2 separate regions of the Homo sapiens genome follow, and region 2 is linked to region 1. Evidence: chromatin contacts called from ENCODE POLR2A ChIA-PET data. All regions are on one chromosome and are shown on one strand. Each heading gives the region's core, a stretch centred on a gene start or an enhancer-like site at or near the end of the contact. The rest is flanking DNA. Distances are from core to core; before and after follow the strand shown.

The links. ChIA-PET counts read pairs that join two places held with the same protein, here RNA polymerase II (POLR2A).
Region 2: POLR2A ChIA-PET joins it to region 1 with 19 read pairs in activated naive CD4-positive, alpha-beta T cell. The contact joins the promoter of NR1I3 here to the enhancer-like site in region 1. POLR2A ChIA-PET finds 5 or more read pairs at or near these places in 4 of 52 experiments (GM10248, WTC11, activated B cell and 1 more).

The regions. Positions count from the first base shown.
Region 1 is chr1:161,183,167-161,188,476 of GRCh38, reverse strand. It overlaps ADAMTS4 (ADAM metallopeptidase with thrombospondin type 1 motif 4), which reads left to right. Exons shown (of 9, transcript NM_005099.6): 9 at 1-4,175. Among named protein-coding and RNA genes, the nearest start is that of B4GALT3, 8.3 kb to the right of the region's middle. RefSeq lists enhancers at 2,709-2,758, 3,529-3,728. Within about 2 kb of position 2,501, at least 19 of the 41 ENCODE cell types and tissues checked have a DNase peak (open chromatin) inside an H3K27ac peak, as active enhancers do.
Region 2 is chr1:161,236,919-161,242,211 of GRCh38, reverse strand. It overlaps NR1I3 (nuclear receptor subfamily 1 group I member 3), which reads left to right and starts at 4,009. Exons shown (of 9, transcript NM_005122.5): 1 at 4,009-4,171.

The sequences.
Region 1 (5,310 bases), core at 1,252-3,751:
AGGCCAGGAGGTTGGGACCAACCTGGGCAACATAGAAAGATTCCATCTCTACCAAAAAAAAAAAAGATTGAAAAATTAGCCGGGCGTGGTGGCACCTGTAGTCCCAGCTACTTGGGAGGCTAAAATAGGAGGACTGCTTGAGCCCACGATTTCGAGGCTATGGTGAGCTACAATCATGCCACTATACTCCAGCCTGGGTGAGAGACCAAAACACCAACTCAAAAAAAAAAAAAAAAAAAAAAAAAGGGCCAGGCATGGTGGCTCACACCTGTAATCTCAGCACTTTGGGAGGCTGAGGTTCAAAACCAGCCAGGCCAACATGGTGAAACCCCATCTCTACTAAAAAAAAAATACAAAAAATTAGCCAGGTGTGGTGGCAAGCGCCTATAGTCCCAGCTACTCATGAGGCTGAGGCAGGAGGATCGCTTGAACCTGGGAGGTGGAGGTTGCAGTGAGCCGAAATTGCGCCATTGCACTCCAGTCTGGGCGATAGAGTGAGACTCCATCTCAAAAAAAAAAAAAAAAAAAAAAAGAACTTGGGCAGTCCTCTATGTGTCATGGATGGAACAGGGATGGGCAAGGGTGGTAGGTAGACCCTGCAAGAATTTGGAGTTTTGAGAGGCAGACGCAGGACTGCTAGGGATTGGGGAAGGTACTGGATGTGGGGTTGTGGGAGAAACTATAGGTAAAGAAGACCCTGAGGTTGAGGTGGAAGAGTGAAGAATGGGGGAACCAAAGGCACTTCACTCTGCCATAGCAGCCCCTAGCTGGGATGCCAAATACTGCTTGGAATGTGAAGCTGGGACTATGGGGTTGAGGCAGGCCATGGAGGTTGTAGTGGTTATATGTGCTATGCTTACTGGATCTGGGCTTTGCTAATCAAGTTCTGTACCAGGCAGTGCCTTATACAGCACCCTGTACTCTACACCAGCCAGCACAGCGCCTGCTTCCTCTGCAGCAATGAGAAAAGACTGCCCACACTCTCTTCTCTCCAGTAAACACGGTTCTCCCTGCTAGGCTTGGCCCCCTGGCCCTTCCTGTGGTCCTCCTACTAACCAGGCTGAAGAAGATGGAGACAAGACAATAGTGATCTTTACTCGTTTCATCTAGTTTGCAAAATGAGACCACAGATAGTATGTTTATGGACCTTGATACTATGAGTTGATGGTACAATGAGCAGAGTTCTGTGATAAGTAGATGTAAGGTACAAATACAAACAATATATACGACTGTCCTAAAGGGGTTCACACTGCATTCTGGGCAGGGGAGGTTGTATACTGCTCCCACTCCACCTTCCCCGCAAACAGAAGCAATGGGACAGTAAAAGGGACTAGAAGATAAGAGCCTAATGAGCCCTGAACTGAATGGACTATGAGGGTTATGGAGGGCTACCTTGGGCTGGGCCCTGGAGAACAGGTCATCATGATAGCCCTTCTCACTTTCCTTTAATGTTCATGGAGATACACTTTTTTTTTTGAGATAGGGTCTCCCTTTGTTGACCAGGCAGGAGTACAGTGGTGTGATCTTGGCTCACTGCAGCCTTGAACTCTCAGGCTCAAGCAACCCTCCCACCTCAACCTCCTGAGTACCTAGGACTACAGGCACGAGCTACCACACCCAGCTAATTTACTTTTTTTTTTGGTTGAGACGAGGTCTTATCATATTGCCCAGGCTGGTCTTGAACTCCTGGCCTCAAGGGATCTTCCCACCTCGATCTCCCAAAGTGTTGGGATGACCAGTGTGAACCACCATGCCTGGCCTTTTCTTTTGAGACAGTCTCGCTCTGTGGCTCAGGTTGGAGTGCAGTGGCACCATCATAACTTACTACAGCCTTGAACTCCTGGGCTCGAGTAATCCTCCCACCTCAGCCTCCTAAGTAGCTTGGACTACAGGTGTAGATTCACTTTTAAATCACTTTTCTGCCTGTTATTTTAAGAGAAAGCCCTTCGCTCACCAAGTAGGGTTCTCACTGGCATAAGTAAGTTTTTCTGAAAATGAGACTGAGCTTAGGGGCCACCTCTGTGATTGGGTAAGTAAGCAGGAGCTAGAGTGAAAGAGGGGCAGAGAGAGCTAGCTCATCGAAGAGAAGTGATGGGCATCTCAGCCCTCAATCCCAGGCAAGGCCTGACCCTTTTCTGGAATGGTCTCTGCCTTACCACACCTCCAAGACCCAGATTGTAGGTAGGCTTTACCTAATAGGAGTCCAACAAGTTCTTGCTAGGGATGGGATTGTGGGGGGGCACATATCTCCCTGTAAGAGCCACAGTGAGCTCTGTTTCCCATCTGCCTACTTATTGCCCTCGTGGGCCTGAGCTGGGGTGTAGATATATAAGGAGGAACAGAAACAGTAATAACAGGAAGTAAGGAGGCACTGAAACAATTCAAGTATCTGGTCCTGGAGATGAAAAGAGGAAATGGAAAAAGAAAAGGCATTGAATGACAAGGGATTAGAACCCTGTCCCTAGAGAAGTTCAAGAAGAGTTTGGACAACCATTTTATGAGATGGCAAGTGTTGTGCATGAGTATGTGTTTGAGGTGGGGGAGGAAGTTGAAGCAATAAGTTGGGCCAATTTCCTAAAGTCCCTTCTGCCCCTGAGATTCTCTGCTTCTGTGGTTCAAACAGAGGAAATCTGGACATTTGTCCAGCCACTATTTTTGTAATGGAGGTGGGACAGCCAGGGTTCCTGGAGTGTGCTGTGGAATCGGCATTTACACTTCTCTTCCATCTCTAGTCTCATTTCTGTAATCTTCATACAGTATTACAGTATTTTGTTTTCTAAAATACCAGATTGGCAGTAAGTGACAAAACTAGCATCTCATTGGTCAGGGCTTGTGGGGGAGGAAGGGAGAAGAAAGTGGATTTCAATGTATTAACATTTTATTGGCTGAGAGGATGTTTCTGAACCAATTGAGTACCTTCCCCATTGACTGTTGCTGGGGCCAAGCCAAAATCATTGGCACCACGAGAAACCAGATGACAGCTGGAGGAAACCACGAGTGCTAAAAATGCTCAGAAAGAGGGGGGTCAGGGAAGGCGGGGGAGCAACAACACTGAACAACTTCCCCAGGCAGGATCTTACATGGGGACAGACCCAGGGTACTTAAGTAGCATTAGGAAGGAAAGGGAGGGGAGGAAGTAGATTAAGTATCCCTCACAGTCTTGGCACAACAAACAGGCACCATACACCCACACCAACAGTGACACATTGACATAACACACATCCAACTTCACAGAGACACACTAGCACATTCTCTCTTTTTTTTAAAATTTATTTTATTATTATTATACTTTAAGTTTTAGGGTACATGTGCACAATGTGCAGGTTAGTTACATATGTATACATGTGCCATGCTGGTGTGCTGCACCCATTAACTCATCATTTAGCATTAGGTATATCTCCTAATGCTATCCCTCCCCCCTCCCCCCCTGCCTTTCTTTTTCTTCTTTTTTTTCTTAAGACAGATTCTCATTCTGTCACCCAGGCTAGAGTGCAATGGCGTGATCTCGGCTCACTGCAACCTCCACCTCCCAGGTTCAAGTGATTCTCCTGCCTCAGCCTGCCAAGTAGCTGGGATTACAGGTATGCACCACCATGCCCAGCTAATTTTTTGTATTTTTAGTATAGAGACGGGGTTTTCCATGTTGCCCAGGCTGGTCTTGAACTCCCGGGCTCAAGTGATCTGCCTGCCTCGGCCTCCCAAAGTGCTGGGATTACAGGTGTGAGCCAGGGTGCCTGGCCAACACATTCTGTTGATAATATAGATGCAAATAAGTAGTAGGGAGCGGAAAATGTAAGAATTTTCACCTGAAAATGGATCTGAAGAGTAAAAGATATTAATTGACCTAATCGTGCATTGAGAATTGACTGTTTATCCCATTTATTTGTTCAATAAATAAGCCAATGGGTTGTAAACATTGTAAACATTCCACAGCATGTGGAAAGGACATGGATTTTTGGAGTCAAATTGAATCTAAGCCTTGCTACTTACTTACCTGTAATGATGCAACCTTAATTACTTGATCTCTGTAAACCTCAGTTTCCTTACCTACAAAACGTTTGTACTATTACCTGCCTTATAGAGAGGTCCAGACTTAAGAATATGATGATGTAAATGTTTGGCACTGTGTCTGGCTTTTAGTAAGTGGTCAATAAAGGCCAGTTCTCCTTTCCTTATATCTCTTCCTTTGTCTGCTCCCTGACTTCTAACCCCTGCATTCACGTGAGAAAACAGTTATATCAAGGAACTGTCTAGGTCAGATCTAAGGGCCATTTTGTAAATTTGTGCAAAAAGTTCTGGCTTACATTGAAGGGATGATAAAAGGAAAGACATGGTCCTAATCCTCAGAGTTCACAATCTGGTGGCTGAGACAGTCAAGTAGGACAAAAATTTCAGACTTCTGTGATAGGTGCCATGATCAAGGAGGGGCACCTAGCACAGAATATGAGGCCACAGAAGTGTTTCTGGAGGAGGTGCCTGTCTCTCCTTCTAGAAGTGAGCAGTAAGGCTGGGCACAGTGACCCATACCTGTAGTCCCAGCACTTTGGGAGGCCAAGGTGGGAGGATCACTTGAGGCCAGAAGTTCAAGACCAGCCTGGGGGACATGATGAAACCTGGTCTCTACAAAAAATACAAAAAAAGGCAGGGTGCAGTGGCTCATGCCTGTAATCCCAGCACTTTGGGAGGCCAAGGCAGGTGGATCATGAGGTCAGAGTTCAAGATCAGCCTGGTTTGAGAATCTGGTCTCTGGTTCGAGACCAGACCAGGAGTTCGAGACCAGCCTAGTAGATAGAAGATGAAACCCCATAGCTACTAAAAATACAAAATTTAGCCAGCACGGTGGTGGGCACCTGTAATCCCAGCTACTTGGGAGGCTGAGGCAGAAGAATTGCTTGAACCTGGGAGACAAAGGTGGCAGTGAGCCAAGATCATGCCACTGCACTCTAGCCTGGGCATCAGAGCAAGACTCCATCTCAAAAAAAAAAAAAAAAAAAAAAAAAAAAAAAAAATTAGCCAGGTGTGCTTGTGCACGCCTGTAGTCCTAGCTACTCAGGGAATGGGGTGGGGGCTGAGGTGGGAGGATCACTTAAACTCAGGAGGTGGAGGCTGCAGTGAGCTGTGATTGTGCCACTGCACTCCAGCCTGGGTGACAGAATGAGAACTTGTTTCCAAAAAAAAAAAAGAAAGCTGTAAGACTGCAGGGAACCCATGGATGGTGGGAGGGTGTCAGGGGGGCATGATTTCTGTTTGCTAGGTCAGGTTCAGGTTCTTCTATGTTATACAAAACCAAAGTGAGGTAAAGAGGTAAAG
Region 2 (5,293 bases), core at 2,760-5,259, 52 kb before region 1:
GTTGGAAGAGGGTGAGGGTGTCAGTTAACCCTGAAAGCCTGTTCACCATGGATGCCAGGGGCATCCTGCAGCAGATTCCACTCTCCATCTGCATTACAGCAGTGACCCTGAAGCCAGGGGAGGGTTTGTGTACACAGAAGAGCAAACTCAAAGCAGTCTGTTCCCAAGGCAACCCCATCTCAAAGAACTTCAAGGTGGACTTCTCCAAGAAGAACAAGGCTCGGTGTAATCCCTGGCCCCAGGTGAAGGGCATCCCTGGACCAGAACATCTTTCTAGCCTAGCCTCTCCCTAAGCATTCAAAGCTGATGTAGGAAGAGGAAGTATGCCTCCCTTCCCTGGTCCGGTATTGGCTCAGCCTGATGATATCTGATTCCCAGGGCCCCATGGAGCTGGGTCTCAGTCACGTCAAACAATTAGAGAAGTGGCAAAAAATAAGTAATTCAACTAGCAAGAGCCAGTCAGAATTTGAACCTAAGTCTATATGACCCCAAAGCCCATGTTCTTTCCACTTTCTCACATTGGACTAGTCACCAAGTTAGGTAACATAGGAAAAGTTAGTTTGTGGGGGATTGACAATTCAATTTGAGACATATTGAATTTGAGGTGTCTATGTGACATCCAAGTGGAGTCATCTAATAAACTGTTGGGTATATTGGCCCTTGTATAAGCTATCTAAACACTCTGAGCCTCAGTTTTCTCATCTGTAAAATGATGATATTACCTATCTTACAGTGTTAACACAGGCAAGGATTTTTACATAGTACTCTGCTCATACTGGGTACACAAGAAGAATAAATTAAGGGAGCAATTAATACCTATAATATTATACATAGTCTTTACCACAACCTTAAATCAAACATTTAAGGTTTGATTATATATTTTCTTTTAAGACCTAGGAATTCAATTTATGTATTCAGTCTTCATAATTAATCTGGAAGTGTCTCTGTAATAGGGACTCTCTTTTGTCTCTCCTTCTGGTGCCTAATCATGAGTGGACACTTGATAACTTATTGCTGGAGTAAATTGTCAACTGTGAAAATGGATTGGCACCCAAGTATGGAGGGCCCTTGTCCTTCTCCTGTAGTCTGTCTCCCAATTGGCGATACTACCATCCACTCAGTCACCCATGCCAGAAACCTGGAGTCATCTTTAATTCCTCGTCCTCTTTCTTAATCCAGGCACTCTAGTAGTCACCAAATTCCAATAATTCCACTTTCCATGTATTTCTCAAAACCCTCTCCTCCCCTACATCCTTCCACTATCTTAGCTCCAGCTTAATCTTCTCTCACCTACATTATGGCAATAGCTTTCTTCTTCTTCTTCTTTTTTTTTTTTTTTTTTTTTGGTAGGGGGGACGGAGTCTTCCTCTGTTGCCCAGGCTGGAATGCAGTGGTGCAATCTCGGCTCACTGCAACCTCTGCCTCCCAGGTTCACGCCATTCTCCGGCCTCAGCCTCCCAAGTAGCTGGGAGGCACCCGCCACCGTGCCCAGCCAATTCTTTGCATTTCTAGTAGAGACGGGGTTTCGCCGCGCTAGCCAGGATGGTCTCAATCTCCTGACCTCATGATCTGCCCATCTCGGCCTCCCAAAGTGCTGGGATCACAGGCATGAGCCACCACACCCGGCAGGCAATAGCTTACTAACTGGTCTCTTTGCCTTCAGTCCTACCCCCTCAAATCCAACAGCCAGCAGAGTAAATGATCTAGAATATAGACATGACAATGTCATTTCACAGCTTTCTCTTTCAAAGTTTCCTGATGGACTCAAAGTGTTTAGCCTGACACATGAGGTCTCCTGTGATCTGCCTACATCTCAGCCTTATATCCCACCTCTCCAGCCTTATCTCTTCCCACTCCCAGCCTGAAATGTTATACTCCAGTAAGAGAGGCCCGTCTGTGGTTCTACCATATCTACCTTTTTGTATCTGGCTTCTTGACCATCTCAGGTTGCACCCTCTGCCTGAACTGCCTTTTATATTCCCCCTAGCTAACTCATCATTACCCTGTAAAAGTCAACTCAGTTGCCACACCTCCAGAAAGCCTCTCCTGCCTCTTCCTCGACACCCCTTTTCCAAAGCAGAATTAGGTGCCCCGCTATTTCAGTGCCATAATGCTCTGTGCATGGCACCATCACTGATCTGACCATATTTCTTTATATCTGTGTAAAGGTCTGTCTCCCCCATTAGCGATTAAAATTCATGAGGGTAGGAGAGCATCTTACTCATCTTTTAACTCTAGTATCTAAGACATAGGTGGATTCTTGGTCAATATTTGTTGATTGAATAAATTAGTATGAATTGTCAGAGTCACAAAGACACCAACAGATACATACACATAAATATTCTTACCATCTCCCAAGGAACAGATCCAAGCATCTGTGCTCTCTGGAACTCAGTTTATTTCAAAATACAAAGTTATGCATAGTTAGATGCTATACCACTTGAGATTAGGGGTTCTACCAACTCATTCTGGTAACCTAAACAAGGATCTTTTTAACTCAGTCTCTCTCTCTGTGTGTGTGTGTGTGTGTGTGTGTGTGTGTATGACTCCAGCCTGCACTTGGGGTTTTAACTCATCTTTAGAGAAACATTAATTATAATTTAATGCAAATGAAGAAGCAGAAGACATAATAGCAAAACAAAGAAAAATAGGCCGGGCACAGTAGCTATTATTACAGGTGCACGCCTGTAATCCCAGCACTTTGGGAGGCCGAGGCGGGCGGATCACGAGGTCAGGAGTCCGAGACCAGCCTGGTCAACATAAACCCCAGCTCTACTAAAAGTACAAAAATTAGCTGGGTGTGGTCGCTCTGTCACCCAGGCTGGAGTGCAGTGCTGCGATCTCGGCTCACTGCAACCTCTGCCTCCCGGGTTCAAGTAATTCTCCTGCCTCAGCCTTCCACGTAGCTAGGAATACTAGCGTGCGCCACCATGCCTGGCTAATTTTTGTATTTTTAGTAAAGACAGGGTTTCACCACGTTGGCCAGATCTCTTGATCTCATGATCTGCCCAACTCGGCCTCCCAAAGTGCTGGGATTACAGGCATGAGCCACCCCGCCCAGCCAAAAAAAAAATATTTTTTAAAAATAGCACTTTATTATTATTATTATTAGAGATAGGGTCTTGCTATGTTGCCCAGGTTGGATTCAAACTCCTGGGCTCAAACCATTCTCTCCCTGTCTCCAGAGTAGGGGGATGTACAGGGCATGTCACTGTGCCCTGTGGTCACTCTGATTTGATTCTCAGCCCTCCCTAGTTAGGAAGTGAGAGGGCTCTTTCCGTAAGCTCTTACTTAGATCGTAGTCTCTCTCTCTCTCTCTTTTTTTTTTTTTTTTAGACGGAGTCTCACTTGTTCTGTGCCCAGGCTGGAGTTCAGTGGCATGATCTCAGTTCACTGCAACCTCCGCCTCCCGAGTTCAAGCAGTCCTCCCACCTCAGCCTCCCAATTAGCTGGGATTACAAGTATGTGCCATCATGCCCAGCTAATTTTTGTATTTTTAGTAAAGACAGGGTTTCACCATGTTATCCAAGCTGGTCTCGAACTACTGACCTCAAGTAACCTGCCTGCCTCAGCCTCCCAAAGTTCTGGGATTACAGGTGTGAGCCACCGTGCCCAGCCCCTAGTCTCTTAAAAACTTTTTTTGGGGGAGCCTTGTGGAACTGTCACACCTCTTCTTTTAGTACTGACATACTGCGTGTGAAAAAGCTTGCTCTGTCTGTCTGCCTGTCTCTCTCTCTCTCTCTCTCTTCCCAGCTTGTTCAGGATCTCTGTACACAGAAGGCTGCAGATGTAGCCTTAAACTCATCAACAGGGAAAATCTCGATGAGTCTAATAAGCAGCAGCTTCCAATGAGTCACAAGGTTCCCACCCACTGGAGTCCCTCCCCGTGTGCCACCAACCAGCACTTTTGTCATGCTGGGAAAACCTCCCACCCAGGCCTTTGCCCTGAGTCCAGGGTCTGTGCCCTAACCCCACAGTCACTGAGAGCAACTGGAGGCCACATAAAACAGACATCTCTTGTTTTCCAGATACTACGGGTCATAATCCCTAACTCCAATCACTGGCAACTCCTGAGATCAGAGGAAAACCAGCAACAGCGTGGGAGTTTGGGGAGAGGCATTCCATACCAGATTCTGTGGCCTGCAGGTGACATGCTGCCTAAGAGAAGCAGGTAGGAAATCTGTTGGGGACCAAAGACTAAATGTAATAAAATACAGATAATGCTGGGGGCTAGGCATAGTGGCTCACGTGTGTCATTCCAGCACTTTGGGAGGCCAAGGTGGGGGGATCGCTTGAGCCCAGGAGTTCAAGACCAACCTGGGTTACATAACAGACCCCATCTCTACAAAAAAGAAAGAAAAGAGGCCAGGCGCGGGAGCTCATGCCTGTAATCCCAGCACTTTGGGAAGCCAAGGTGGGAGGATTGATCACTTGAAGTCAGGAATTTGTTTTTTTGTTTTTTTGTTTTTTGTTTTGTTTTTTTGGGTTTTTTTTGAGATGGAGTCTCGCTCTGTCGCCCAAGCTGGAGTGCAGTGGCGCAATCTCGGCTCGCTGCAACCTCTGCCTCCCAGGTTGAAGCGATTCTCCTGCCTCAGCCTCCCAAATAGCTGGGACTACAGGCACATGCCACGATGCCCAGCTAATTTTTGTATTTTTAGTAGAGACGGGGTTTCACCATGATGGCCAGGATGGTCTCGATCTCATGACCTGGTGATCCGCCCACCTCGGCCTCCCAAAGTGCTGGAATTACAGGCATGAGACACTGCACCAGGCCTAAGTCAGGAATTTGAAACCAGCCTGGCCAATATGGTGAAACCCCATCTCTACTAAAAATAAAAAATTAGCTGGGCATGGTGGCGGGCACCTTAATCCCAGCTACTCAGGAGGCGGAGGCATGAGAATCACTTGAATCTGGGAGGCGGAGGTTGTAGCGAGCCAAGATTGCACCACTGCCCTCCAGCCTGGGTGACAGAGCAAGACTCAATTTCAGGGAAAAAAAAAAAAAGGAAAGAAAGGAATAAGAGAGGGAGGGAGGAAGGAAGGAAGGAAAAGAAAAAAATATCCTGGTGTGGTGGTGTGTACCTATAGTTCCAGCTACTCAGGAGGTTGAGGCAGGAGGATCCCTTGAGCCCAGGAGTGTGAGGTTACATTGAACTATGATGCACTCCAGCCTAGGCAACACTAGGCAACAGAGTAAGACTCTATCTCAAAAAACAGAACAAACAAATAAACAAAAAAAAATAAACAAAAAAACCAACCTGGGCAACATGGCAAAACCCCATCTCTACAAAAA